Linked DNA regions of Homo sapiens: regions 2, 3, 4, 5, 6 and 7 are each linked to region 1. Evidence: chromatin contacts called from ENCODE Hi-C or POLR2A ChIA-PET data. All regions are on one chromosome and are shown on one strand. The core of a region is the stretch at or near the end of the contact, and the rest is flanking DNA. Distances in the headings are between cores, read along the strand shown. Region 1 holds the start of FBXL12 (F-box and leucine rich repeat protein 12). Region 2 holds the start of FDX2-ZGLP1 (FDX2-ZGLP1 readthrough). Region 3 holds the start of MRPL4 (mitochondrial ribosomal protein L4). Region 4 holds the start of S1PR2 (sphingosine-1-phosphate receptor 2). Region 5 holds the start of DNMT1 (DNA methyltransferase 1). Region 6 holds the start of ZNF426 (zinc finger protein 426). Region 7 holds the start of SHFL (shiftless antiviral inhibitor of ribosomal frameshifting).

Region 1 (3,979 bases), core at 637-3,136:
GGCTGAGGCAGGAAGATGGCTTGAGCCCAGGAGATGGAGGTTGCAGTATGTTATGATTTTGCCACTGCCTGGGTGACAGAGTGAGATCCATCTCAAAAAAATAAATTAGAAAAAGATAAACTGCAGAGCATAAATGTTATGGGCTACTTTTGACAGAGGAATCAAATCTTCCTTGCCAAATTTAGACCCGTGTGGGTCAGCAGAAATTGACTAGAAATAGTGGCCACCGAATGGTAACTCACAAGGGTAGCAGTTAAAGTTGGTAAAATTTTAAATGCACACAAAACCAATGGACGAATCAACTTTTCCTCGCAAAACCAACAACTAAGTTTCAACAACTGAGAAAAAGTTTCATATTATCAGGCCAGACACTGTGGCTCACACCTGTAATCCCAGCACTTTGGGAGACTGAGGTTGGGGGACAGCTTCAGTCCAGGAGTTCGAGACCATCCTGGGCAACATAGCAAGACTCTGTCCTTAAAAAAAGAACTTCAAAAGCAACTGTATTAAAGGGAGTTACAGATGGATATATACAGTAAAATTGTTTAAAAGTAGAACACTATCTAAATAGTAGAACAGCATTACCCGAAGTTCAGAAATACATTACTAACACTATAATTGTTTTTGGACACACACATATGAAGTAACGTAAAAGGAAGGGTGCAAATTCACTTTATAATAGCAATTATCTATGAAGACAGTTTCAAAAAGGGCAACAAATATATCTATAAATGTTTTGAGCCAGTTGCTGTGGCTCATGCCTGTAATCTGAACACTTTGGGAGGCTAAGTCGGGAGAATCACTTGAGCCCAGGAGTTCGAGACCAGCCTGGGCAGCATAGTGAGACTCCGTCTCTACAAAAAATAAAAAATTAGCAGGTGTAGTGGCGAGCGCCCGTGGTTCCAGCTACTCAGGAGGCTGATGCGAGAGGATCGCTTGAGCTTGGGAGGTCGAGGCTGCAATCGCACCACTGCACTCCAGCCTGAGCAGCAGAGCGAGACTCTGTCTCAAAAACAAAACAAAAACTTGATAACATAGTCATAAATTAGCATTTATCGAATGATAAATATGTGCCAGACTGTTCTAAGCCCTTTCCCTGCGTGATCTCAGTGAAGTCCCATAATAGCCCCGTGAGGCAGGTACTGTCCTTTATCCCCATTGCAGGGATGAGGAAATTGAGGCCCTGAGGTCGAAGAGGAGCTGGTAAGCGATGATGCCGAGATAGGCCCCGGATCGCCTGGCTCTAAATCCCCAGCCCGGGCCCCGACACACAGTCCCAGGGTGGGAGAGGTGGTCTTCGGGGTCCGGGCACCGCGACCGCGGCCCAGGCCCGCCCGGCCAGCTGCGCGTACCGTGTAGAGCGTCAGGTCGACATGTCGCCACAGCCACCGGTCGTCCACCAGCCTCTTCCAGCGGTGACAGACCCTGGGGGAGGGGACGCGCGGTTAGAACGACCCCAGCCCCGGGCCACATCGCATCTCCAGGTGCCAGCTGCGCCCTCCGCCCTGCCCTTCCCCCCGGAGGCGGGGCCGCACCTGGAGATGCGGATCCGGTCCCGTACCGGGAGGTAAGAGAAGATCTCGAGCAGGACCGAGTCCGGCAGTTCGACCAAAGTCGCCATGATCCCGCCGACACGCACTTCCGCTTCCGGTTAAAGAGACCCGAGGGGTCCTGGGGGCGCCGAGGCGGCTGACAGGGCGGCGGCCGCGACCTTCCCGTAGCCGGTCGAGAAATTTGACCTTCCTCTCGCTGGGAAGTGATTCGGTCCCAGGGCCGGACCAGCCGCGGATGGGGACCAGAAACCAGCCTGGAAAGCGTGGCTGAGGCAGTGAGAGGCTTGCGGGAGGTGGCTGAGGCGTGATTTGGCCGCGACTGGGAACTAAGACCAAGTCCAGAAGGCGGGGCTGGAGTGAGGCGAAGCTCGGAGGCGGGGCTAGAGACGAGGACCAAGTCCGGAAGGCGTGGCCGGGGTGGGGTGAGGATCGGAGGCGGGGCTAGAGACCAGGACCAAGTCCGGAAGGCGTGGCTGGGGTGGGGCGAGGATCGGAGGCGGGGCTAGAGACGGGGACCAAGTCCGGAAGGCGTGGCTGGGGAGGGGCGAGACCCGGGGACGGGGCTAGAGGCGAGGCCCAAGCCCGGAAGGCGTCGCTGGAGTTGGGCGAGGCTCAGGGGCGGAGCCAGAGAACGGAACCAAGTCCAGAAGGCGGGGCTGGGGCGCGGCTAGGGGGCGGGGCTAGAGACGAGGACCAAGTCCAGAAGGCGTGGCTGGGGTGGGGCGAGGATCAAGCCCGGAAGGCGCGGCTGGAGCGGGGCGAGGCCTAGGTGGGGCTGCAGACGAGAACCACGCCTTGGAGGCGTGGCTAGGGCGGGTAGAGGCTCGGACAACCGCTGGAAGGCGGGGCTGGGGCGGGGCGAGACCTTGGGGGCGGGGTTGACGACGAGGACCTAGCCGAGAGGTCGTGGTCTGGACGGAAACCAGGCTGCAGCAGGACCAGGCGCCAAGGGCGTGGCTGGGGAGCGATGGAGACGCTCGGAAGGTGGGGAGCGGGGGACGGAGACAGGGAGAAGACTACGCCATGAAGGCGTGGTTGAGGCGGGGCGAGGCCTGTGGGTCTGGCCCCGAGCGAATGGCTTGGTAGAGAGTCAGAGAACTCTATTTTTTTACTTAATGATGCTTCTTGATGTCTATGCACAAGGATAAATTTGTATTACTGGAATATCGTGGCCAAAGGACCTGTTGAATTTTTCACTTTCATTGATACTACAGATATTTTCTGAATTGGCAAGTCCACCAAGAAACTATAAAAATGTGTGTGTGCAATGGCTGCACACAGCAGCTTCCTTGGTAGTGTACGCAGCCTGTTGGTTGTATGGGTTGCTCTAAGGGACCTTGGAGACAGGCCTTTCCGATGGATGTTCATGTTTCTAACCTTGCACTACCACAATGTAGGCTCCAAACAGGCATGTGAGGTGCCTTTGGAAAGCCCCAGGGCACTGTGGCCAGGGTTGACATTGGCCAAGTTATCATGTCCATCCGCACCAAGCTGCAGAACAAGGAGCATGCGATTGAGGCCTTGCGCAGGGCCAAGTTCAAGTTTCCTGGCCGCCAGAAGATCTACATCTCAAAGAAGTGGGGCTTCACCAAGTTCAATGCTGATGAATTTGAAGACATGGTGGCTGAGAAGCGGCTCATCCCAGATGGCTGTGGGGTCAAGTACATCCCCAATCGTGGCCCTCTGGACAAGTGGCTGGCCCTGCACTCATGAGGGCTTCCAATGTGCTGCCCCCCCTATTAATACTCACCAATAAATTCTACTTCCTGTCCAAAAAAAAAAATGTGTGTGTGTGTGTGTGTGTGTGTGTGTGTATATATATATATATATATATATACACACACACACACACACGCACGCCTCCTGAAGCCAGGAGGCGGAGATTGCAGTGACCTGAGATCGCGCCACCACACTCCAGCCTGAGTGACAGAGCGAAACTCCGTCTCAAAAAAAAAAAAAAAGAATATGAAAGAGATTGTGGAGGTTGCAGTGAGCCCAGATCGCGCCACTGCACTCCAGCCTGTGCGACGGGTGCGAGACTCCATCTCAAAAAAAAAAAAAAATCATGTTACTGCAAAGGACATGATTTCATTATCTTTTTTTTTTTTTAAATTTGGGACAGGGTCTCTCTCTGTCACCCAGTCTGGAGTGCAGTGGCGAAATTATAGCTCACTGCAGCCTTAACCTCTGGGGCTCAAGTGATCCGATCCTTCCACCTCAGTCTCCCGAGTAGCTGGGACTGTAGGCACATGCCAACACGCCCGGCTAATTTTTGTTTTGTTTTTTGAGATGAAGTCTTGCTGCATCACCCAGGCTGGAGTGCAGTGGCACAATCTCGGCTCACTGCAACCTCCGCCTCCCAGGTTCAAGTGATTCTCCTGCCTCAGCCTCCCGAGTAGCTGGGACTACAGGCGCCCGCCACCATG
Region 2 (3,979 bases), core at 755-3,254, 500 kb after region 1:
TCCCGCTCTGTCATGCAGCCTGGAGTGCAGTGGTGCCATCTTGGCTCACTGCAACCTCTGCCTCCCAAGTTCAAGTGATTCTTGTGCCTCAGCCTCCCAAGTAGCTGGGATTATATGCATGTGCCACCACGCCCAGCTAATTTTTGTGTTTCTTGTAGAGACAGGGTTTCGCCATGTTGGCCAGACTAGTCTCAAACTCCTGTCCTCAAGTGAGTCGCCTGCCTCGGCCTCCCAAAGTGTTGGGATTACAGGCATGAGCCACTGTGCCTGGACAAGAAATTTCTATTATTATTTTTCTCTCAACAAATTATCAAACATCTGTTACATCTTGACAGGCAACAGATAAGCATGAATAAGGACATGGGTCACCAATCTCACTGGGGGACAGATGACAAAGTAGGAAACAAAACAGCCTGGCATTGTGGCTTGTGCCTATAATCCCAGCTACTTGGGAGGCTGAGGTGGGAGGATCACTTGAACCCAGGAGTTCAAGGCTGCAGTGAGGTATGATTGCATCATGGCACTCCAGCATTGGCGACACAGCAAGGCTCCGTCTCTTGAAAAAAAAAAAGTGAGAAGTGCTATATATCATATCACACTGATAAGACAGAGTAACTAGGGCATGGGTACTTCAGCTGGGCTGAGGGGAATGGGATTGTTAGGGACATGACATTTACACTGAGGTCTGAAGGATGAGAAAGAGCCAGAATGTTTGCTGGGAAAGCACTTCAGACAGAGGGAACAGCAAATGTAAAGGCCCCGAAGCAGGAATGAGCTTGGTTGTTTGAGGAACCACAAGAAAGCCAGTGTGGGCTGGGCGCGGTGGCTCATGCCTGTAATCCCAGCATTTTGGGAGGCTGAGGCGGGTGGATCACCTTTCAGGAGTTTGAGACCAGCCTGGCCAATGTGGTGAAACCCCGTCTCTACTAAAAATACAAAAATTAGCTGGGCTTGGTGGTGGGCGCCTGTAATCCCAGCTAGTCTGGAGGCTGGGGCAGGAGAAACGCTTGAACCCGGGAGGTGGAGGTTGCAGTGAGCTGAGGTGCAGTAAGCCATTGCACTCCAGCCTGGGCAACAAGAGTGAAACTCCATCTCAAAACAACAACAACAAAAAGAAAGCCAATGTGGCTAGAATACAGGGAGGAAGGGGGAAGAGAACACAAAATCCTGGGAGCCAGGAGTCCTAGTGATCTCTAATAAATGCTTAACAAATAAGAGCTTGGCAACAGATGAGGCCATGGTGAGGGGTTTGGATTTTAGTCCATATTTGGTGGGAAAAAGACGTGAAGAGACACACCTAATTTGTGGGTTTTTTTTTTTTTTTTTTTGGACAAATGTATAAGGACCTCCTTAATTCCCTCTGCCCGGTTCCTACCTTCCAGGTCCACCCCGTGGCGCTGGGCCAGGTGAAGAACATTGTCCCCGACTCTGCCACTCACTGGGATCCGCTGGCCTGAGCGGTCTACGAACACCACGTTCACCCTGGGGACAGATGGAAGTGCGAATGCCGAACTGGATGATGGGCTCAGGGCCCGGGTAGAATCTAGGGTTAGGAAGTAGGAATTGAGGCTTGACGCACAGGTACTGAATAGGGCAAAGCAGAAGGGGGACCTCGAGATGAAGCTACAGGGCAAGATGGGGACCAGAGGAATTCCGTGGGATGAGGAATGGGGGACTTGGCCCCCTGCACTCACACGTCCCCGGGCCGCTCCGGGCCGCCCGCGTCCTCCTCTCCAGCCGGGCGCGAGCCTGGAAAACACGGTTCGGTGAGCGGCTGCGCCGAGCCCCGCCCCGCCGGCATCTGACGGATTAACGCTGCCCGCCCCGGGCGCCCCAGGTACCTGTCGCTTGAAACTTTCTGGTTGTCCCCAGCGCCACCCCCTCCCCCGACCCGGAAGTGCCCCCAGGTCTGTTCCACCAGGTGCCCCTGGCAGCCTGCAGTAGAACCCTGGCACTCACGCCTCCCCGGGCCATGGAGGCGGCCATGACATGCATCACGTGACTCACCGACTGAGCATGCGCCGCGCCAGGGAGGCGAGGGAAAGCCCATAATCAATGGAACATAAGCGCAGATGTTTGCTTAGGGCCTGCGGTGACCAGGTGGGAAGAGCAGGGCGGAATCCATCTCAGGTAAACCCGCGGGGCCATCCCAGACCTCCCACTCAAGCCCACTGTTTGTCCCAAGAACCAGCCAACTCTGATTTCTTTAAAACCATTTACTTACAAACTTTAATTCAGCAAAGGTCCGTGTGGGGAGACTGGGGTGGGGTCGGGGGAATAGTCCCCTTGGAGTGGATGTGGACCCCCAGAGTCAAGGGAGGGAAGCTGGTGGCCCAGTTGGCTGGGGGCAAGGCCCAGGGTCACCTCAGGTCGACAGGTCCTGCTGGTGGGCGGGCCCAGAGTTTATCTTCATGGAGTGCTGGTTTCTGGCACTGGGCTGGAAGGAGGCCAGCTCCAGGGATCTGGCCGGGGGTGGGCAGGCAGAATTCAAGAATTCATCTTCAACAAGCGAGTGACAGCAGAGGCTCCGGGAGATGGGCACAATGTCCGACTCCCACAGACAGACAGCAGGGGACTGGCAGAGAAAGCCCATCTCTGCACGGAGGCCCGGGTAGGAGGGGGTGGTGGGGCCGGTTCGCCAAGATGAAGGCTTTCCCCTTCTACTGTCCCCAGGGTGGAGATCCTGGGTAGGGTGGCCCAATCCCTAGGCCAGAGCTGTTTGGTCCATAGTCAAGCTCCCAGAGCTTGGCATCTGTGGCTCTGGCCAGCAGGGCCTGGGGCCCAGCTTTTAAGGCATCAGAAGGGGAGGGGGCTGCGGCAGGGACCCCGGGCCCCACGGCTGGGGTATAGGCCAGATGGGCAGGCAGGGGCAGGAGACAGCCATGCCTGCAGCAAATGTGGGAAAAACAGCTGTTTCAAACCGCAAGGTGTGGAATGGTGGCCCGGACAGGCCGGGCCTTGAAGGAATCAGAGCTGGGGGCTGTCCGGGGTGGTTTGAAAAATAAAACTTAGAAAAGGAAACAGAAGTCAGTTGTCAAAGTTAAAAAAAAAGGAGACAGTCTCTGTATCTTCACGGGAGGTCAGGGAAACCTCCAAGGCACTCGAAAGGCCAAAATTACAGGAGCAATGAGGCAGGAGGGCTCCGGAGAGACGGGCACAGCGGAGGAGGAGATGGGGGGAGGGAGGGAGAGCAGGCCGGGGCCCCTCTCTCTTAAGGCTGCAGGGTTTCAGCGTGGGGAGCAAGCCAGAGACATAATGAGGCCTCCAGACTCCCCCACACCCCTTGGGCTCCTGGGGCTCCGGCTGATTGGTCAGTAAAGTCTTTCAGAGATTTTTCTATTACCGAAAGAGAGAAAATGGTTTAAAAAAAACACAAAACAAAACATCAGAAAACCCAAAAGCGATTTGGTGCAGGCCCTTGAGTTATCTCTGGTGCCAGCCACTTAGAAAATCCTCTTCCGCTTCAGGTAGGAGTCCGCGTAGTGGCCGCCGAGGCCCTGGGAGTGCTGGCCCACATAGCTGCCTTCTGGGCTGGGCTCGGGCGAGGGCAGCAGGTGGGCAAAGCTGCGTTTCTGGCCGCCCAGTGGGGTCTGGAGACAGAGGGCAGGGCGGGGCGGGTCAGGGGCCGCTGGGGGGCCGGGGCTTCCCAGCCCTGCATGTCCCCACCCCCTGCCCGTACCTTCAGCAGGTGGCTGTGACCATTAGGCCCGGGGCTGAGGCCCAGGAGCCCTTCTCCGGACCCCAGCGGGGAAGAGCCGATTGCCTGGGAGAAATGGAGAGGTGGAACAGGTCACTCCCTGGGGGCCAGAGGAAGCACCCACCCCGCCCCCCTGCCACTGCCCCCCAGCCCTGAGGGAAAGCGAACAGTTTCAGGTTCAAATCTTGCTTCTGCTACTTTCTAGCTATAAGACCTAGGGCCAATTGCTCCATTTTATTTGAGCCTCGGTTTTCTCATCTGTCAGATGGGGCCAGTAGCACC
Region 3 (3,979 bases), core at 608-3,107, 430 kb after region 1:
TCCCAGCACTTTGGGGGACCAATGCGGGAGAATTGCTTGAGCCCAGGAGTTCAAGACCAGCCTGGGCAACATTGGGAGACCCACCCCCCGCCATCTCTACAAAAAAAAAATTAGGCCGGGCGCGGTGGCTCAGGCCTGTAATCCCAGCACTTTGGGAGGCCGAGGCGGGTGGATCACCTGAGGTCAGGAGTTCAAGACCAGCCTGGCCAACGTGGTGCCACACTGTCTCTAATAAAAACACGAAAATTAGGGCCGGGCTCGGTGGCTCACGCCTGTAATCCCAGCACTTTGGGAAGCCGAGGCGGGCGGATCACGAGGTCAGGAGATTGAGACCATCCTGGCTAACACGGTGAAACCCCCTCTCTACTAAAAATACAAAAAGTTAGCCAGGTGTGGTGGCGGGCGCCTGTAGTCCCAGCTACTCGGTAAGCTGAGGCAGGGAATCGCTTGAACCCGGGAGGCCGAGATGTGCGATCTCACACCACTGCACTCCGGCCTGGGCGACAGAGCGATACTCCATCTCAAAATACAAATACAAAATAAAAAAATACAATACAAAAATGAGCCGGGCTTGCGTACCTGTAGACCAGCTACTCAGGAGACAGAGGCAGGAGAATCCCTTGAGCTCTGGAGGTCGAGGCTGCAGTAAGCCATGATCTTGCCCATTGCACTCCAGCCTGGGCGACAGAGGAAGACCTTGTCTCTAAAAACCAAAACAAAGAAACTAAAAATAAGCATTCGGATTTGTTAGGGGGCGACAAGGGAGGCACTCCAGGATCTGTGGACTCCCCACTTTGTTCTGTCCTTGGAGAGCCCTGGAAGGTCTGAGAGGGGACGGGACCTGGTTTAAGGGGGTAGGGGAGAGGACCCTGGTCTAGGGGGTAAGGGACACAAATACCTAATCTGAGGGGTTTCGGGGGGACATGGCCCTGCCCTGGGGAATCTAAACTGGGAGGCATGGTCTGGCAGGCCCAATCCTGAAGGCTTTCTGAGGGCAATAAGGCCCTGCCTTTAAACAAATGAAAAAACGCCAGGCACGGTGGCTCACGCCTGTAATCCCAGCACTTTGGAAGGCTGAGGCGGGAGGATCACGAGGTCAGGAGATCGAGACCATCCTGGCTAACGCGGTGATACCCGTCTCTACTAAAAATACAAAAAATTAGCCAGGCGTGGTGGCGGGCGCCTGCAGTCCCAGCTACTCGGGAGGCTGAGGCAGGAGAATGGCGTGAACCCAGGAGGCGGAGCTTGCAGTGAGCCGAGATCGCGCCACTGCACTCCAGCCTGGGCAACAGAGCAAGACTCCGTCTCAAAAAAAACAAAAACAAAAACAAAAACAAAAACAAAAAAACAAATAAAAAAACAAAACCACATAACTGGATAAAGAAAAAACCATCTCCGACAGCCTTGGAGGCGGGATGAAGGCGTGGCCCGGTGGGCGTGACCAACAGCAAAAGTTTAAGCGTTATTGGCTGTATTCCTTAGTTGCTCACTCCAGAACTGCCCACTTATGGGCGGGGGTCACTCCTTCAGGCTTAACAGTCATTGGCTGAATTGGGCCAGAGAGGTCTCATTGGCTGAATTCCTGCACCGGCTCGTCGGAGGCGGGACCCAAAGTAGGCTAGGCCTACGGAAGCTGGGTCTTCTTGCTGTGAGGTCGCGTTCCCCAGTGTTACGGAGGGTCCTTGAGGCAGGAGTGAAAATTGGGTCTGGGGGTTAGTCCTGGGGTGGAGGTCTGGGCACGCCGGGTCGGACCCCCTCCATCTTCGGTTTTGCACACCCCGCTTTCCAGCGCGGAGTCGCGGCGGGTAGGGCGGCGTCGCGTGCGTGACGTCATCCAGCGGCGCCTCGCGAGGCTCCAGTGGCCTTGACCTCCCGCGGCGTGGGAGGCTGCGCGGCGATGCTGCAGTTCGTCCGGGCCGGGGCGCGGGCCTGGCTTCGGCCTACCGGCAGCCAGGTGAGGCCAGGGGCTGGAGGCGTGGTCGAAGGATGAAATTTGGGGGTGTCCAGGGGTCGTCTCTCACTTTCGCCCAACCCTTGCAGGGCCTGAGTTCCCTGGCGGAAGAGGCAGCGCGTGCGACCGAGAACCCGGAGCAGGTGGCGAGCGAGGGTAAGGCAACCGGGGTGGCTCCAGGAGGGGCGGCGACAGAGAGGTCTGACCCTTGACCCTAACCTCTGACCCCCGCAATCGCTCCAGGTCTCCCGGAGCCCGTGCTGCGCAAAGTCGAGCTCCCGGTACCCACTCATCGACGCCCAGTGCAGGCCTGGGTCGAGTCCTTGCGGGGCTTCGAGCAGGAGCGCGTGGGCCTGGCCGACCTGCACCCCGATGTTTTCGCCACCGCGCCCAGGTGAGCGAGGGCTGTAATGGTGAACTGAGTGGCAGAGGGATGAAGAGCGGGATTTCAGGAGTCACGATGACTTTGGGCTTGTACCCTTGGGAAAGTGCTGTATTTCTACAGCCTCCGTTTCTCCACCTGTCAAAGGGGAATGATGACAGTTTCCCCTGCTGTAGCGCTGTGTGAGATTGAAGCCTGAGAGGTGACATCATCTAAGGGTTAGGGAGACAGAATTCTGGAGCCCGACTGATTAGGTTCAAATCCTGCCTTCCCCTCTTGTCCCTCAGTGTCCCTATTTTGTCAGCGGTCGGGAGGTTGCTGTGATGAATAAATGACTTAATTCTGGCACATAATAAGTTCTATAGAAATGTTGATAATCTTTGTTAACTGGTTTTTGCAAATAAGAGCACTAAAAAGACTAAACCATTCCTCGGTGCCTGGAAGAGGCTGTTTGCATTTTAGTTACCCTGCTGTTCATAACATCTCTAAGAAAATGTAGGGGCCACCCTGGGCGCAGTGGCTCACGCCTGTAATCCCAGCACTTTGGGAGGCCAAGGCGGGCGGATCACGAGGTCAGGAGATCGAGACCATCCTGGCTAACATGGTGAAACCCCGTCTCTACTAAAAATACAAAAAAAAATTAGCCGGGCGTGGTGGCGGGCGTCTGTAGTCCCAGGTACTCTGGAGGCTGAGGCAAGAGAATGGCGTGAACCCGGGAGGCGGAGCTTGCAGTGAGCCGAGATCGCGCCACTGCACTCCATCCTGGGCAACACTCTGTCTCAAAAAAAAAAAAAAAAAAGAAAGAAAAGAAAATGTAGGGGCCAGTTACTGTGGCTCACATCTGTAATCCCAGCACATTGGGAGGCCGAGGTGGGCGGATCACTTGAAACCAGGAGTTGCAGACCAGCCTGGCCAACATGATGAAACCCCGTCTCTACCAAAAATACAAAAATTAGCCGGACGTCTTAGTGCAAGCCTGTAGTCCCAGCTACTCAGGAGGCTGAGGCATGAGAATCGCTTGCACCTGGGGAGATGGAGGTTGCAGTGAGCCGTGATTATACTACTGCACTCCAGCCTGGGCGACAGAGACAGACTCCATCTCAAAAAAAAAAACAGGTGAAATTGATTTCAATAATGTATTTAACCTGTATTTAAAACTATGTCGAAATCACATTGTAGCATGGGGCACTGGCCATGTTTCAGATGTTGAGTATGTGACTGTATGGAATGGTATAGAACTAGAGAGGAAAACCAGTCCCTGAAGAAGGTGGCAATAAGTGAAGTGTAATAGCAGGAAAAAAGTAATGGTAGGAAAAACAAGGAAGAAGGGGTGGCTTTTTTTTTCTGAGATGAAGTTTCGCTCTTGTCGCCCAGGCTGGAGTGCAATGGCATGCTCTCAGCTCACTTCAACCTCCGCCTCCTGGGTTCTACTAATTCTCATGCCTCAGCCTCCCGAGTAGCCAGAATGACAGACATGTACCACCGTGCCCAGCTAATCTTTGTATATTTTGGAGAGACATCACTTTGCCATGTTGCCCAGGCTGGTCTTACTCCTTGCCTCAAGTGATCCACCTGCCTTGGCCTCCCAAAGTGCCAGGATTCCAGGCATGAGCCACTGCACCTGGTCAGGGTGGCTCTTTCTTTAG
Region 4 (3,979 bases), core at 841-3,340, 410 kb after region 1:
AAGCCTTTACCCCTGCTGTTCTTCTTGGGGCACACTCTTTTTCTCAAAAAAAAAATTTTTTTTTTTTGAGACAGAGTCTCACTCTGTTGCCCAGGCTAGAGTGCAGTGGTGTGATCTCGGCTCACCACAACCTCTGCCTCCTGAGTTCAAGCGATTCTCCTGCCTCAGCCTCCTGAGTAGCTGGGATTATAGGTGCCTACCACCACACCTGGCTAATTTTTGTATTTTTAGTAGAGATGGGGTTTCACCATGTTGGCCAGGCTGGTCTGGAACTCCTGACTTCAGGTGATTCACCTGCCTAAGCCTAGGAAAGTGCTGGGATTACAGGCGTGAGCCACCACGCCTGGCCTTTCCTCAAATCTTTGAATGACTGTCTCCCCATCTTTCAGAAAGGCAGGCCCTGTGGTTACAGTTCCCCCTGGTCACCCATGGAGCCCGTGGTAGCCACCCTACCTTATAGAAAGTGACCTTTCTATTTAAAGGTCACTTCCTCAGAGGGGACTCCCCTGACCCCCAGTCTACAATAGCAGCCATCTCCAAGCCTTTTCTAATCACAGAATCTCGTTTTATTATCTGCACAGCGCTTGCCACTATGGGAAACTATCATGATATCTTTCCTTTTCTGTCTGGCTTCCACCTAGACAGTCAATGCCTAAGGCCAGGGAGCAAGTCAGTTATCAGCCCCTACAGGGATGCCTGGCACAAATAAAACACTCAGAAAACGTGTGGAATGGGCAAATGAATGAATGAATGAATGAACCAATGAACAAAGGAGACCCTAGTGGGTTCCCAAGGGTGGAAACTCCTAAGCTCAGCCCAGACCCAAACAGCAACAAAGGAGCCTGGAGACACCTCTGGTCCGCGGGCAGCGCCCCCATCGCCCACCATCAACCAGGCAAAGCCCAGCGTGTCTCCATGGAGATGGCAGCAGGACCCGACCCCGTGCTGGCCCGCACTCTCGGCCTCCTTATCTGGTTTAGGAATGCGCGGTATCCACGCTCGCTCGCGCGGGAGCCACGCCTCCTCTCCCCCCCGCCCCCGAGACCGCCACACGCGCGGGGCCCCCACGTCTCCAAGCGGCACTGGAAGGATTCCTCTCCGTCCCGCCAGGGGTCCCGCCTCGAGATTCTGGGAAGACTGGGGGTGGGGGACCAGATCGCAGCAGCAGCTGCACCGCGAGTTCCGCGCCTGGCCGTGTCGCCCCACGAGGGGGACTGTGGGCTCAGCGCGTGGGGCCCGGAGCATCTGACAAGGACAGAGACAGAGGAGGGGGTGGAAATCCCCGGGTGAGTCAACCCGTGCCTGAGAAGGGGGCGAGTTCCGACGCTCCGCCCGGCTCGGGGCCACGCGAGGTCCGCGCCACGCGCGCCTTCACCCACGACCCATCCCTGAGCCGGAGTTGAAAGAGGAGGCGTCTGAGCCACGCAGTCACTTTCTCTTTCCTTACAAAACAAAGCCACGCCCCCCGCCGGGGGACCGGAGGAGGCAAACAACTTGGGGAAACCGAGGCAGAAAGCCCGACGTCCGACCGCCCTCCCCGTGGGTGCCGCCCCTTGGCTTGGAGGCTCCACGGCGCGCACATCCTTTTGCCCTCGCTCAGCCGGAGTCAGCCAGGAGGGGTGTTGCCCCCCCCCAAACACACTCCCCAAGACCCCGGTCCCCGAGCACGGCGTCCTGCCTCCCAAAGACTCCAGTCGAAAGCGCTCGGATTCAGCCTTCTCCCCGGCGCCAACTTCCTGCCGCTGAGAAAGGCGGGGAGCACAGTCTGCGGGTTCGCGGCCGAGGCAGTGGGGGCCGCCCGGATTCTTGGAGAGGGCGCACTGTGACCACCCGCTCCGTGCAGCAGGAACCCAGGCGGCGCGTGCGCGCCCCAGCCCCCCGATTGGGGCCCCTCAGCTCGGATCCCGAGACCTCAGGGGACCAGGCCCGCCTTTTCTGCCTCCTTGTCGCCACGCGCGCTCACCTGGCTAGGCCGGCCCGGCTCCCGGCCCTGGCCGGAGGGGCCTTGGCGTCTGCGTCCCCAGGGCGGCCGCGGCTGGGGCTGGGGTTGCCAGCCGGGCTCGGCTAAGTCCCGGGGCTGGGACGAGGGACAGAGGGGGGGGCGGAGAGCCGCCGCCTCTGCCCCCCGCTCGCCCCGCCCTCCTCTCCTCCCCTTTCCGGCGGCGGCTGCAATGAATTCCAGATGTGACCGGCCGGCTGGCCGGGGCGCACGCGGGGGCCGACAGGAGCTGCACGGAGGGCCCTTTGTCCGCCCCCCCCACCCGATCTCTCACTCTGCCCCTCCCAGCCCCCACCCGTGAGAACCGGCCGGCGCGAAACGTCACGCAGCCTGGTGACGTCACAGTACTCCTGGCCAGGTGGCCTCAACCTGAAACAACTGTCTTCAACCCCAGGTTACCTCTGGGCTTACCCCTGGGACCCTGGACTTGGAAGAAAACACGAGGTCACATTTATTGACTCAACAAAGAGCCTTGGAAGTACCTACTAGGTGTCAACGCAGCAAATAGGCATTAAGTGCCTACTGTGTGTCCACCCAACAAATAAATTCCTACTAAGTGCGATGTCCTGTCCCAAAGACAAAATTGATCTCTTTTTTTTTTTCTTTTTTTGAGACATGGTCTTGCTCTGTCATCCAGGCCAGAGTGTGGTGGCTCAATCATAGCTCACGGGAGCCTCAGCCTCCTGCCTCAGCCTCCAGAGTAGCTGGGACTACAGGTGCGCCATCATGCCTGGCTAATTTTTTGCAGTTTTTTGTAGAGATGGGGTCTCGCTGTGTTGCCCAGGCTGGTCTTGAACTGCTGCATTCAAGCAATCCTACTGCCTCAGCCTCCCAAAGTGCTGGAATGACAGGCGTGAGCCACTGTGCCTGACCAGTCTCTCCCTTGATAGGACCTCCAGAATTCAGGTGCTGCCCTGTTTCCCTTGGGGGACTGGGGACACTCCACACTCTTTCCTGCCTCTGTAGATCACTGTCCCCTCTGGCGGGGCCCAGTTTGTGCCTGCCTTCCAGCGTCGGGCCCAGTCTTCTATCCAGATTTCCAATTTTCACTAATTCCTGGGCATTTCTGTGTGCCTGCCTGCGGAAATGATGGACACTACACCTTCATCGAATGATGTGTGTGTGTGTGTGTGTGTGTGTGTGTGTGTGTGTGTGTGTAACCAGCAGTTCGACAACAGGATAGGAAAGCCCCTCATTCCAGCAACAAAATTTTTTTGTTTGAGACAGAGTCTTCCTTTATCTCCCAGGCTGGGGTGCAGTGGTGCCATCTCAGCTCACTGCAACCTCTGCCTCCCAGGTTCAAGCTATTCCTGTGCCTCAGCTTCACAAGTAGCTGGAAATACAGGCGCGTGCCACCACGCCTGGCTGATTTTTTTGTATTTTTAGTAAAGACAGGGTTTCACCATGTTGGCCAGGCTGGTCTCGAACTCGTGACCTCAAGTGATCCGCCTGCCTCGGCCTCCCCAAGTGCTGGGATTACAAATGTAAACCACAGCACCTGGCAACAAATATTTTTTATGCACCTACTGGGCACAGCAGTGAACAACAACAACAGCAACAAAAAGGAAAAACTCCTTGACCAGATGGATTTTTTTTTTTTTTTGAGACAGAGTCTAGCTCTGTCGCCAGGCTGGAATGTAGTGGCACTATCTCGGCTCACTGCAACCTCTGCCTCCCGGGTTCAAGCGATTCTTCTGCCTCAGCCTCCTGAGTAGCTGGGATTACAGGCATGCGCCACCATGCCCAGCTAATTTTTGTAGTTTTAGTAGAGATGGAGGTTTCACCATGTTGGCCAGGATGGTTTCGATCTCCTGACCTCATGATCTGCCCGCCTTGGCCTCCCAAAGTGCTGGGATTACAGGCATGAACAACCGTGCCTGGCCAACCCAGTGGATCTTATGTTCAGGTGGGAAATATGGCTTTTTATGAGGGTACCATTTGTGAAAATGTAGACATTATATGTTATAAACATAATCTGGC
Region 5 (3,979 bases), core at 908-3,407, 380 kb after region 1:
CCCAGCACTTTGGGAGGCTGAGGCAGGTGGATCACGAGGTCAGGAGTTCGAGACCAGCCTGACCAACATGGAGAAACCCCGACTCCACTGAAAACACAAAAATTAGCCAGGCGTGGTGGTGTGCACCTGTAATCCCAGCTACTTCGGAGGCTGAGGCAGGAGAATCACTTGAACCCTGAAAGTGGAGGTTGCAGTGAGCCGAGATCACGCCACCGCATTCCAGCCTGGGTGAAAGAATGAGACTCCATCTCAAACAAACAAACAAAAAAAAGTAGTAGTTAAGGCATGATGGCTCATACTTGTAATCCTAACCTTTGGGACACAAAGGCAGGAGGACTGCTTGAGGGCAGGGGTTTAAGACCAGCCTGGGCAATATGGTGAAACCTCACGTATACAGAAACAAAAACTAAGAAAGTCATCTGGGCATGGTGGTGGGCGCCTGTGGTCCCAGCTACTCAGGAGGCTGAGGATCCCTTAAGCCCAGGAGTTCAAGGCTACAGTGAGTTATAATTGTGCCAGGGCACTCCAGCCTGGACAACAGAGTGAGACCCATCTCTAAAAATAAAAAGTGTTTCTTTTTTTGAGACAGGGTCTCACTCTGTCACCCAGGCTGGAGTGCAATAGCGCGATCTCAGCTCGCTACACACAGCCTCAACCTCTGGGGCTCAAGTGATACTCCCACCTTAGTCTGTTGAGTAGTTGGGACCACAGGCGCACGGCACTACTCCAGGCTAATTTTTGTATTTTTAGTAGACATGGGGTTTTGCCTTGTTGCCCAGGCTGGTCTCAAACTCCTGGCTCAAGAGATTCGTCCGCCACTGCCTCCCAAATTGCTGGGATTACAGGCATAAGCCACAGCACCCAGCCTTCAAAAAAAAAAAAAAAAAGAAAAGAAAAAAAGCGGGGGTTGAACCAAATATCCATCCCTCCCCAAAGACCCAAATCAGAACCGGACTGGCCCAACCAGGTCAGTTAACAAGCCTAAGGAAATAGAAAAATGGCAAAGAGTGCTTTCACAAATCCAGCTGGAAGTGTCCACGCCTGGTGAGGGTTCCTCTGACTCACGCACACCTCACTTGAACAAGTTTTCAGGAATGAACTGATGGCGTTCATGAACAAGGGGCTGGGACCAGTGCTCCCACTGATCCTTGTGCACGGAAGTTGGACAGAGGCATGAACTGCTAAAGCCAGGGCCTCCAACATTAGACACACACTAAAGAACACACCCATGAACACACACAAACACACACGAAAGTGTAGCCAGTTCTCATTAGCAAGACTTCCCTGATGCCCACGGCTCACAGGCACAGATTTACAGGAAAAGACCAACCATGCAGCCTTCACGCTTCCCGGGCCCTGCGCTGCAATGCACGGTTAAAGTTCCTGCCAAAACATGGACTTTCCCAAGGAGCAAGAACCACACAGTCCCAACTGACAGAATGAGTACCCCACGGAAGGCTGGGCTCTCGAACATGAGCCAGCCCAGCCCAGGCCCCGACGGGTGACATCCGTCTCTGGAGGCCGCCATCGAGATGCACAGCTTTGGGGGAAAGGCACTGAGGGACCCCCCACCACAGAAGCGCCCCCGGGGACCGGGCCGGACACCGGAAGTGGAGGCCGAAGTGCCGGTGCCCGAGGGGTGTCCGTTGGCCGCGGGCTGCCCACTTCCTGTGCGACCAAGCTGGAGTCAAGAGCCCGGCCCACCGCTGCTTGAAGAAGGGGACCCCGGAAACGAACCCAAAGCTTGCTGTATTTGGGGATCAAAAGAGAACCCCCACCCCGCCTAGTTTCTAGCCACCAGGGAGCTACGGGGGAATCCACGGTCCATTTTGGCGCCAAACAGCCCGGGCACGCGCGACCGGAAGTGCCACCCTGCCCGCGCCAACTGCCGCTGCGCGCCGCACCACCCCACGCATGCGCGCCCGTCTGTCAGCAGCGGCCACCGGCCACCCCGAGGGGAAGCGACCCCCCACCCAGCGCCCTGCCTGTCCCCCTGAGTCCGTGTTCCCCCCCATGGTACCTACCGCCTGCGGACATCGTCGGGCAGCGAGATGGCCGGGACGGCCAGTGTGGGCACCCGGGCTGGGGCGGTACGCGCCGGCATCTCGGAGGCTTCAGCAGACGCGGCGGCGGCAGCGCAGGCGCCCCGGCTTTTCGCGCGGAAACCGATGGGGAGGGGCGATGAGCGGAGGCGGCGTCTACCACCCCAGTCCGGGCGTGGGGGAGGAGGGGATGTACCAAACGGAGAGAGGCGATACCCTGTGCAGAAGGATGGAACGGAGCCGGCCATGCCCAGGGAACACGCATGCGCAAGGCGGGCACACACCCCCCCCACGCGGAGCAGTGGGCTCGTCCAAGCTCCACGGTTTGCTGGGAGGTGGGCACGGTGCCCGAGGCATTCATTCATTCATTCTTTCAGGTGTGATGGGGATAAAGCAGCGAGAAGCCCCCAAGGGTTTGTGAGAGCCCTTGAGTAAAGTCCTCAGTTCCAATCCAACCTCCATCTATTTGCTGGCTATACGACCTTAGGTGGGTCACTACGGCTCAGCCTCTGTGTCCTCATCTGTAAAACGGGGTAATTGCACCTACTCTAGAAAATCTTGAGTATACACAGAATTTGTAGCTAGTACCAAGAATCTCACAGTGTATAGAGGCCCATGCCACTTCTATACCCAGTGTGTGGGGGGTTTTTTGTTGCCTTTTTTAAGCACCACGTGGCTCACGCCTGTCATCCCAGCACTTTGGGAGGCCAGGGTGGGAGGATCGCTTGAGCCCAGGAGTTTTAGACCAGCCTAGGTAACATAGAGAAACTGCATCTCAAAAAAAAAAAAAAAGAAAGAAAGAAAGAAAGAAAAAAAGAAAAACAAAAATTAGCTAGTCGTTGTGGCATGTGCCCATAGTCCAAACTACTCCAGAGGTTGAGGCAGGAAGATCACTTGAACCGGAGAGGCAGAGGTTGCAGTGAGCCATGATTGTACCACTACATTCCAGCCTGGGAGACAGAGCAAGACCTTGTCTCAAAAAAATAAAAATAAAAAGTAAGAATAAATTAAGAAGCACCATGTCAGGCGCAGTGGCTCACGCCTGTAATCCCAGTGCTTTGAGAGGCCCAGGTGGGAGGATCGCTTGAGGTTAGGAGTTCAAGACCAGCCTGAGCAACATAGGGATACCCCATCTCTACAAAAAATACAAAGATTTGCTGGGCATGGTGACACACACCTGTAATCCTAGCTACTTGGGAGGCTGAGGTGGGAGGATGGCTTGAACCCTGGCAGTGTAGGCTGCAATGAGCCATGATTGGGCCACTGGACTCCTGCCTGGGCGACAGGGTAAGACCCTGCCTCACTCTGTCACCCCGGCTGGCGTGCAGTGGTGAGATCTTGGCTCACTGCAACCTCTGCCTCCCAGGTTCAAGCGATTCTCATGCCTCAGCCTCCCTAGTAGGCTGGGATTACAGGCGTACTCCACCACGCCTGGCTAATTTTTGTATCTTCGGTGGTAGAGACAGGGTTTCACCATGTTGGCCAGGCTAGTCTGGGACTCCTAGCCTCAAGCAGTCCACTTGCCTCAGCCTCCCAAAGTGCTGGGATTATAGGCCTAAGCCACCGTAACCAGCCAGAATTTTTTTTTTTTTTAAAGCACCAGAACATGGGGGAAAGATTGTGTCTTTAACAAATGGTGCTGAGAAAACTGTATAACCACATACAAAAGAATGAAGTTGGACCCTTACCTTACACCATATACAAAAACACAAAACTTATTAAAGATTAAACATAAGACCTGAAACTATAGTGCTCCTAGAAGAAAACATGGGGAAAAGCTTCATGACAATGGATTTGGCAATGATTTCTTGGATATGACAGCAAAACACAGGCAACAAGACAAAAGATAGACAAATGGGTTTGCAACAAACTTAAGGATAGCTATACAGCAAAAGAAATGACCAACAGTGAAAAGGCAACCTACAGAATGGGGAAAA
Region 6 (3,979 bases), core at 341-2,840, 280 kb before region 1:
GGGAAATGGAAGTTGCAGGGAGCTGAGATCACACCACTGCACTCCAGCCTAGGTGACAGAGCAAGACTCTGTCTCAAAAAAAAAATAATAATAATAATAATGACAATCATTAATTAATCAAACATGAAACAGTGGCTCAAACAATCACCTACAGAATGGGAGTCAAATGATGATAAACAGTGAAAGTTCCGCAGTTCATTATCCATGAACCAAATTCACAAAAACTCTATAGGCCTCCTTCTACCAATAAGACTAAAACCCTAAAGTCACAAAAACCACAGTTCTGGACTCCTGGTATAGATCACACCTACTCCCAGGGGTCTCAAACTAGGGGTCCTAGGGCTGACTAGGCCCACAAATATTCAGTTTGGTGGCATCTGTATAGAATATTTAACTCTTTTTTTTTTTTTTTTTTTGGAGAGATGGAGTCTTGCTATGTTGCCCAGGCTGGTCTTAAACTCCTGGGCTCAAGAGATCTTCCTGCCTCAGCCTCTCAAAGTGCTGGGATCACAGGTGTGAGCCACTGTACCCAGCCAGCTTTTTTTTTTTTTCATTGATATACAATCAATGTAGCTTAAAATGCACACATCCTTCGTTTCTCTTTTTTTTCTTTTGAGACGGAGGCTCACTCTGTCTCCCAGGCTGGAGTGCAGTGGCACGATCTCAGCTCACTGCAACGTCCGCCTCCTGGGTTCAAGTGATTCTCCTGCCTTAGTCTCCCAAATAGCTGAGATTCCAAGACCCCACCACCACGCTCGGCTAATTTTTTTTCTATTTTTAGTAGAGACGGGGTTTCACCATCTTAGCCAGGCTGGTTTCAAACTCCTTAATCCAACCATCCTGTTCATTGTAAATTTGATTATTGTGATACTAGAATAATAAAGCCTTCATCCTTTCCCTCTGGAGGTCTGATTAAGAAGCTCTCTTGGGATGTACAGGCCTAGGAACTCCATTCGAAGATAATGAATTATTATTCTTAGTATTCTTTAGCAGAAAGACTTGCGGTCTACAAACGTTTATATTCACATACACAAATACGCACACCCTATAAACCTAAAAAGCATCTTTATCTTTCGCCATGAAAGTAATGGTCAAAAATAAAACACAACACAATAAGACGAAACCAAACTTACAGATGAAACATTCGTTTGCATAAGAGAAGACAGAAAAGGCCCCCTAGAACCAACTTTCACCCAGTGCTCACCGGAACACTCAGAAATCGCCAGGTCCCTGAACCGGGAAGATCCTGGGGACGGAGCCAACGCGGATGCAAAAGGCAGCAATTATTTTCCTGCCGGAAAAAAATTCACAAACGCTGCTTTGGAGGCCTTTGGAGAGGGGCGCACAGATGAAAACACCCTGCGGACACCGTAACTATAAACCCGACTCCTCCCGAGGAGCGACGGTCCGAGCGGACGCTAGCGGGCCCAGCAGACACGAGCAGAGCGGGCCAGGCCTCTCTAACGTCCGGGCCAAACCCGTCCTTCACCCCAAAACCAGTTCATCTCCTCGGAACTCACCCAGGCCAGTGAGGCCTTAACTCTGAAAGGCAAAAAGACTCTCAGGCGCTCACAGCCGGCGTCACAAAAGGAACGGCGCACCGCTGACGTCATTTACGCTCTCCGCCTCGGGCCAGGCGGGGTTTCGGGACTAGGGTTTCTGCCGTGTAATACCTCCTCGAGGCAGAAAAATTCTACTTTCCATCTGCTTGGCTGCGGAGGACCTTGGGGTGGGCTCAGCGTGGGGGCTGCAGGCAGAAATGGGTCCAGAAGGCAAGGTCGAGGTTAGAGCCAAGCCTGTGGGCAGGGCTACGGGCAGGGGGCGGGGAGGAATGTGGGTCCAGGCCCAGAGGAAAAGGTTGAAGTTATAGCCAGGCCTGTGGGCGAGGCCGCAGCAGGGCGGCCATAGGGGAAGGAGCCAATGTGTTATGCATGTAGAAAATAGGTAACTACGTCTTTTGCTCTGTTACTATTTCAACATTTGATGTAAAAAACATTTTCTATGCAGCTAAAAGAATTGTTTTTAAAAATAATTTCTAGGTTTTCTGCCTTGCTTTAAAACATCTTTTCTTTTTTTTTGAGACAAAATCTCACTCTGTCACCAAGGCTGGAGTTCAGTGGAGCCATCTCAGCTCACTGCAACCTCCACCTCCCAGGTTCAAGCGATTCTCCTGCCTCATCCTCCCAAGTAGCTGGAATTACAGGTGCATGCTGCCACACCCTGCTAATTTTTGTATTTTTAGTAGAGGCAGGGTTTTGCCATGCTGGCCAGGCTGGTCTTGAACTACTTGTCAGGCCTCTGAGCCCAAGTTAAATCATCATAAACCCTGTCACCTGCACGTATACATCCAGATGGCCTGGAGCAACTGAAGAACCACAAAAGAAGTGAAACAGCCAGTTCCTGCCTTAACTGATGACGTTCCACCATTGTGATTTGTTGCTGCCCCACCCCAACTGATCTCTTGACCTTGTGACATTCTTCTTCTGGACGAGTCTCAGGAGTTCCCCACCGAGCACCTTGTGACCCCCGGCCCTGCCAGCAAAAGATAACCACCTTTAACTTTCCACTACCTACCCAAATCCTATAAAACTGCCCCACCCCTATCTCCCTTTGCTGACCCCTTTCTCGGACTCAGCCCACTTGCACCCAAGTGAATAAACAGCCTTGTTGCTAACACAAAGCCTATTGGTGGTCTCTTCACATGGATGTGTGTAACATTTGGTTCCGAAACCTGGGACAGGGGGACTCCCTTGGGAGACTGGCCCCGTCCTCACCCTCACTCCGTGAGGAGCTCCACCTACTACCTCGGGTCCTCAGACTAGCCCAAGGAACATCTCACCAATTTCAAATTGGGTAAGCAGTCTCTTCACTCTCTTCTCCAGCCTCTCTCACTACCCTTCCATCTCTCTGTCCTTCCAATTCCAGTTCTTTTTCCTCTCCAGTAGAGACAAAGGAGACACATTTTATCTGTGGACCCAAAACTCCAGCTCCAGTCACGGACTCAGGAAGACAGTCTTTCCTTGGTGGCTAATCACTGTAGGGATACCTGCCTGATTATTCACCTACATTCCATTGGTGTCTGATCACTGTGGGGATGCCTGCCTTGATCATTCACCCACATTCCCTTGGTGGCAAGTCAATTGCAGGGCTGCCTGCTTTGGCTGCTTACCCACATTACAGCCCAGGGCTGCTCACCCCCACCCCACTCCACTGCCTTCTCCATGTCTCTACCTTTCTCTTTAAACTTACCTCCTTCACTATGGGCAATCTTCTGCCCTCCATTCCCTGTTCTTCTCCCTTAGCCTGTGTTCTCAAGAACTTAAAACCTATTCAACTCACACCTGACCTAAAACCTAAATACCTTATTTTCTTCTGCAACACCACTTGGCCCCAGTACAAACTTGACAATGGTTCTAAATGGCCAGAAAATGGCACTTTTGATTTCTCCATCCTACAAGATCTAGATAATTTTTGTCATAAAATGGGCAAATGGTCTGAGATGCCTGACATCCAGGCATTCTTTACACATTGGTCCGTCCCTAGTCTTTGCTCCCAATGTGACTCATCCCAAATCTTTCTTGTTTCTTTCTTGTCCTTTGAATCCTCCTTTTCTATGGACCCATCTGACCTCTCCCCTCCCCCTCAGGCTGCTCCTCGCCAAGCTGAGCCAGGTCCTAACGTATCCAGAATTGGTGGGTTCTTGGTCTCACTGACTTCAAGAATGAAGCCGTGGACCCTCGCGGTGAGTGTTACAGTTCTTAAAGGCGGCGTGTCTGGAGTTTGTTCCTTCTGATGTTCGGATGTGTTCAGAGTTTCTTCCTTCTGGTGGGTTTGTGGTCTCGCTGGCTCAGGAGTGAAGCTACAGACCTTTGCGGTGAGTGTTACAGCTCTTAAAGGCAGCATGGACCCAAAGAGTAAGCAGTAGCAAGATTTATTGCAAAGAGCAAAAGAACAAAGCTTCCACAGCGTGGAAGGGGAC
Region 7 (3,979 bases), core at 462-2,961, 270 kb after region 1:
GTTTTATTGTTTGTTTTTTAGTCTTTTAAAAATAACTTTTTCCTTTTCTTTTTTCTTTTTTTAAAGACAAGGTCTTGCTATGTTGCCCAGGCTGGTTTTGAACTCCTGACCTCCAGTGATTCTCCCACCTTGACCTCCCAAAGTGCTAGCATTACAGGTGTGAACCATCATGCCCAGCTCCATTTATCTATCAATATTTTATATAACAGTTAACAGAATATATTGATATAATTGTATTTGTATATAATTTATAAATAATATCCATCTTTGAGGCCAGGAGTTTGAGACCAGCCTGGGCAACATAGTGAGACCCCGTCTCTACAAAAAAAATAGAAAATTAACCAGGCATAGTGGCATATGCCAGTAGTCCCAGCTACTTAGCAGGCTGAGGCAGGAGGATCGTTTGAGCCCAGGAGTTAGAGGCTGCAGTGAGCCACCATCAAACCACTGCACTCCAGCCTGGGCAACAGAGCAAGATCTTGTCTCAAAAAATAAATAAATGAATAAATATCCATCTGGGGGTGTAACTTTAACACTTTTACCTATAGGGGTGTGCAATGGAGAAAAAAATTTGGAGTCGTTGAACACAATGCTATTTTGCTCCTCAGAGAGTATCCGGCAGTCTCTGGAGACGTTTTTGGTAGTCACAACAGGGAGAGTAGGGAACCACTGGCATCTAGTGGGTGGAGGCCAGGGATGGTGTTAAATGTCCCCCAATACACAGGACAGTCCCCCACACAAAGAACTAGGCCGCCCAAAGTGTCAAGAGTGCTGGGCTTGAGAAGCCATTGCCCAAAAACCCCAGACTTAGTCTTGCTTTGGGGGCTCTGCACGGCTGCCTCATCTCCCCACTCTATTCCTCCCCTAGCTAAGACCTCCAATTTCAGTGACTCTACAAAGCATCCCCTCCTCCAATGAAGTTGCCATCTCTGTGTCCCCAGGCTGGGCCAGAGCCCCACCACCTAAGGGCTCCCTGATGTGCCCTGTACTGGGTTAGAATTGTCCGTCCCACGGGGTTCTTAACCATTGCAGATTCCCTGGATCCCTGAGACAGCCGGATTCTACCGGGCTACTAGAGACCAAGAATCTGTATTTTTCTCAAGCACCGCTCCCCCCAACCACACACACACTGCCTGCCCCTATCAAGGGCACACAGCAGGTGGCCCAGTGACTAGTTGAACGCCTACTGCAAGCCAGGCGCTATTACGCGATCCACTCGGGAATCTTGGCACATACTCCACTCCATGGTGTAGACACCAGGATTCTCCCCATTTCACAGAGGGGTAAACTGAGGTTGAGAGAGGTGACCGTAGCTAGGACAGAGACTCAGGGCAGGAAAAGGGCCCAGGTCCTCATGAGCGCCAGATTCCCGGGGAAGGAGGGAGAACAGAGAGGAGGGTGATGAACTGGGGGAGCGCGCGCTGGGTGGGGGGGCGCGGGGCCTCGCCGCGGCCTTCTGATGCGGCCCCGCCCCCACGAGGGACGTGAAGACGCGGACCCCGCGCAGCGTGGGGACATGTGACCGACTGCAGAGGCCGCGCCGCCTCCCCCGTCCGAGGTCTGCGCGCTCCGCCGCAGGGTGCAGACCCGGGGCGCCCGCCTGGGTTTGGGGCGCAAGAGCAGAGGCGGAGCCAGGGCGGAGCCAGCGCGCCGGGTCCCCCCTGAATCGAAAGCGAAACAGGGGCCGGGGAGGAAGGGCGGAGCCGGCCCCGAGGCACCGCCCCCTGCCCTGCGCGGCTGCTGGACCGACGGGCGCACCCAGGTAGGGGGGCGGCTGAGCCGCGCAGTGCGGACCCTCGCGGGGAACTGCGCCGCCGCCACCATGTCTCAGGAAGGTGTGGAGGTAAGCGATGGCTACGGCTGGGCCGGGGTCAGCCGCGACAGACCCCGAGGAGCGGCCGGGAGGCGCGGAGGGGGCTTCGCAGTTCCTGGGGACCCCCATCCTAGAACCCCAGATCCTTACCCCTGCCTGGCGCTCGCCCCCCTTGAAAAGGAAAGTGACTCCCACGTTTCCCCAGAGCGAAATGAGGCCTCCCCGAGGAAAAGCGGGGGCTGCAGGGTCAAAGGTCAGAGGCCAGAGATAACCTGGCCGCCCCCCCACACCTTAGGCTGGGACGCTCGCCCCAGTCCGCGCCTTCCCCCAACGCCCTGTGGGGACTTTGGCTTTTTCCAGGAAATGCCGTAAAGGGATGAAAGGCGGGGGGGGGGCGGCGGAGGCCAAAACCAAGGGTCAAGTTCGGGCCGGGAGAACGGTGCCTAGAGATGGGGGAGGGATGATCCCGTTTCCCCTTCCCCCACCGGAACCCCCCTGTCTCCATCCCAGCTGGAGAAGAGCGTCCGGCGCCTCCGGGAGAAGTTTCATGGGAAGGTATCCTCCAAGAAGGCGGGGGCTCTGATGAGGAAATTCGGCAGCGACCACACGGGAGTGGGGCGCTCCATCGTGTACGGTGAGGCTGCAGGGGTCCCGGGCCTGGTGCGGGGACCGCGCGTGGGAGCGCCGAGGGGGCGTGGTCTAGGGAGAGGCGTTGAGATCACCTCCCCCGGAGGTCCCAGCCTTGGGGAGGCTCTGCGTCGCGGCTCTGGGTGGCCTGGAACTCCCACAGACCCTTCAAGGGCCCTTCCCTTATATGCACTCTCCCCCGCAGGGGTAAAGCAAAAAGATGGCCAAGAACTAAGTAACGATCTGGATGCCCAGGTAACCTATCCCCTCCCCTCGCAAAGGACCGGGTCACGGGAGGGAGAGCAAGAGGGGGGACCCGACCCGTTCATGGTGACTGACCCCCCTCTGAAACAGGAGGGACCAGGCATTGTCGGTCCATAACTCATCACCCAATCTCACTTTTTCACCTCTCCATCATTTGTCCGGCCAGGGAGCCTGCAAACAGTAGGCGCTCATTATGTGCTGATTGTATTCAATGGGGGAGAGAGCCATGAAACTAAGCAATGAAAGGAGCCAGGATTATTGCCATCATAGCGGGGGCGCAGAGGTCAGAGAAGGCTTACTGGAGGAGGAGGTACCAAGTCTTAAAGGATGGGGAGGAGTGAGCCCTGGGAGGGGAAAGGGAAAGAAAGGCAGGGGTCTTGGGGTGGGGGAGGGAATGGCATAAGCAAAGGCTGGGAGGTGGGGAAGGGTTGTTAGTGGCAGTCTCTAGAAAGGCTAGGATGAGCAGAGGATTGGGGAGGAGAGAGAGGCAGGGGAATGGAACCCTTGTGTTGAATGAATGAATGAATGAATGAATGAATGAATGAATGAATGGCTTTGAAGCACAGGTGCATCATGGCTACTTTGCTTCTTTGACAGCTTTGGTGATGGGAACGCTGTGGATTTAGCCTGCCTGAAAGGCTTAGTGTAGGGCTGTTAAAGAGTATAATAGGCCAGGCGCGGTGGCTCACGCCTGCAATCCCAACATTTTGGGAGGCCGAGGCGGGCGGATCACCTGAGGTCGGGAGTTTGAGACCAGCCTGACCAACATGGAGAAACCCGTCTCTACTAAAAAATACAAAATTAGCTGGGCATGGTGGCGCATGCCTGTAATCCCAGCTACTCGGGAGGCTGAGGCAGGAGAATCACTTGAACCCAGGAGGCGGAGGTTGCAGTGAGCTGAGATCACACCATTGCACTCCAGCCTGGGCAACAAGAGCGAAACTCTGTCTCAAAAAAAAAAAAAAAAAAAAAATGCCGGGCGCGGTGGCTCACGCCTGTAATCCCAGCACTTTGGGAGGCCAAGGCGGGCGGATCATGAGGTCAGGAGATCGAGACCATCCTGGCTAACATGGTGAAACCCCATCTATACTAAAAATACGAAAAAAAAAATTAGCCAGTTGTGCTGGCAGGCCCCTGTAGTCCCAGCTACTCAGGAGGCTGAGGCAGGAGAATGGCGTGAACCCGGGAGGCGGAGCTTGCAGTGAGCCGAGATCGCACCACTGCACTCCAGCCTGGGCAACAGAGCGATTCTCCGTCTCAAACAAACAAAAACAA

What was found. A loop is a pair of places that touch in the nucleus more often than their neighbours do. ChIA-PET counts read pairs that join two places held with the same protein, here RNA polymerase II (POLR2A). Pooled maps may share reads with other maps.
Region 2: a loop to region 1 is called in a pooled map, with 4 times the contacts of the local background. The contact joins the promoter of FDX2-ZGLP1 here to the promoter of FBXL12 in region 1. A Hi-C loop is called at or near these places in 1 of 50 pooled maps. POLR2A ChIA-PET finds 5 or more read pairs at or near these places in 2 of 52 experiments (CD4-positive, alpha-beta T cell and activated T-cell).
Region 3: a map of naive thymus-derived CD4-positive, alpha-beta T cell shows a loop between it and region 1 (3-fold over the local background). The contact joins the promoter of MRPL4 here to the promoter of FBXL12 in region 1. A Hi-C loop is called at or near these places in 2 of 168 maps with a recorded cell type or tissue (both naive thymus-derived CD4-positive, alpha-beta T cell) and 7 of 50 pooled maps. POLR2A ChIA-PET finds 5 or more read pairs at or near these places in 1 of 52 experiments (PC-9).
Region 4: a pooled map shows a loop between it and region 1 (16-fold over the local background). The contact joins the promoter of S1PR2 here to the promoter of FBXL12 in region 1. A Hi-C loop is called at or near these places in 4 of 50 pooled maps. POLR2A ChIA-PET finds 5 or more read pairs at or near these places in 3 of 52 experiments (Caco-2, GM10248 and OCI-LY7).
Region 5: a map with no recorded cell type shows a loop between it and region 1 (15-fold over the local background). The contact joins the promoter of DNMT1 here to the promoter of FBXL12 in region 1. A Hi-C loop is called at or near these places in 1 of 37 single-sample maps with no recorded cell type and 8 of 50 pooled maps. POLR2A ChIA-PET finds 5 or more read pairs at or near these places in 1 of 52 experiments (PC-9).
Region 6: a loop to region 1 is called in a map of CD8-positive, alpha-beta T cell, with 15 times the contacts of the local background. The contact joins the promoter of ZNF426 here to the promoter of FBXL12 in region 1. A Hi-C loop is called at or near these places in 2 of 168 maps with a recorded cell type or tissue (CD8-positive, alpha-beta T cell and naive thymus-derived CD4-positive, alpha-beta T cell), 3 of 37 single-sample maps with no recorded cell type and 11 of 50 pooled maps. POLR2A ChIA-PET finds 5 or more read pairs at or near these places in 1 of 52 experiments (Caco-2).
Region 7: a pooled map shows a loop between it and region 1 (7-fold over the local background). The contact joins the promoter of SHFL here to the promoter of FBXL12 in region 1. A Hi-C loop is called at or near these places in 8 of 50 pooled maps. POLR2A ChIA-PET finds 5 or more read pairs at or near these places in 8 of 52 experiments (BJ, HEK293, HEK293T and 5 more).

The regions. Positions count from the first base shown.
Region 1 is chr19:9,817,193-9,821,171 of GRCh38, forward strand. FBXL12 (F-box and leucine rich repeat protein 12) reads right to left here and starts at 1,887. Exons shown (of 3, transcript NM_017703.3): 1 at 1,536-1,887; 2 at 1,353-1,425. The coding sequence starts at 1,621. It overlaps LOC124900430 (small nucleolar RNA SNORA70), which reads left to right and starts at 2,762; the gene lies at 2,762-2,902. It also overlaps the pseudogene RPL10P15. RefSeq lists silencers at 1,379-1,538, 1,989-2,078, 2,299-2,448.
Region 2 is chr19:10,314,011-10,317,989 of GRCh38, forward strand. It overlaps FDX2-ZGLP1 (FDX2-ZGLP1 readthrough), which reads right to left and starts at 2,005. Exons shown (of 9, transcript NR_176052.1): 1 at 1,842-2,005; 2 at 1,695-1,749; 3 at 1,376-1,543. FDX2 (ferredoxin 2) reads right to left here and starts at 2,005. Exons shown (of 5, transcript NM_001397406.1): 1 at 1,842-2,005; 2 at 1,695-1,749; 3 at 1,376-1,482. The coding sequence starts at 1,986. It overlaps RAVER1 (ribonucleoprotein, PTB binding 1), which reads right to left. Exons shown (of 13, transcript NM_133452.3): 12 at 3,680-3,763; 13 at 2,202-3,590. The coding sequence ends at 3,444. RefSeq lists silencers at 1,640-1,759, 2,893-3,084.
Region 3 is chr19:10,250,357-10,254,335 of GRCh38, forward strand. MRPL4 (mitochondrial ribosomal protein L4) reads left to right here and starts at 1,858. Exons shown (of 9, transcript NM_015956.3): 1 at 1,858-1,954; 2 at 2,041-2,107; 3 at 2,195-2,345. The coding sequence starts at 1,898. RefSeq lists enhancers at 1,213-1,786, 1,241-1,390, 1,521-1,930, 1,787-2,360.
Region 4 is chr19:10,229,241-10,233,219 of GRCh38, forward strand. It overlaps S1PR2 (sphingosine-1-phosphate receptor 2), which reads right to left and starts at 2,091. Exons shown (of 2, transcript NM_004230.4): 1 at 1,964-2,091. MIR4322 (microRNA 4322) reads left to right here and starts at 1,173; the gene lies at 1,173-1,245. RefSeq lists enhancers at 586-635, 716-795, 735-1,449, 2,596-2,645 and silencers at 976-1,025, 1,736-2,395.
Region 5 is chr19:10,192,796-10,196,774 of GRCh38, forward strand. DNMT1 (DNA methyltransferase 1) reads right to left here and starts at 2,158. Exons shown (of 41, transcript NM_001130823.3): 1 at 2,025-2,158. The coding sequence starts at 2,104. RefSeq lists a silencer at 1,862-2,101 and an enhancer at 2,362-2,591.
Region 6 is chr19:9,537,055-9,541,033 of GRCh38, forward strand. ZNF426 (zinc finger protein 426) reads right to left here and starts at 1,591. Exons shown (of 8, transcript NM_024106.3): 1 at 1,521-1,591; 2 at 1,205-1,291. It overlaps ZNF426-DT (ZNF426 divergent transcript), which reads left to right and starts at 1,612. Exons shown (of 2, transcript NR_134921.1): 1 at 1,612-1,944; 2 at 2,352-2,676. RefSeq lists enhancers at 897-1,632, 1,639-1,688, 1,889-1,958, 2,613-3,812.
Region 7 is chr19:10,084,606-10,088,584 of GRCh38, forward strand. SHFL (shiftless antiviral inhibitor of ribosomal frameshifting) reads left to right here and starts at 1,712. Exons shown (of 8, transcript NM_018381.4): 1 at 1,712-1,843; 2 at 2,324-2,447; 3 at 2,646-2,695. The coding sequence starts at 1,823. RefSeq lists silencers at 1,411-1,630, 1,701-1,980.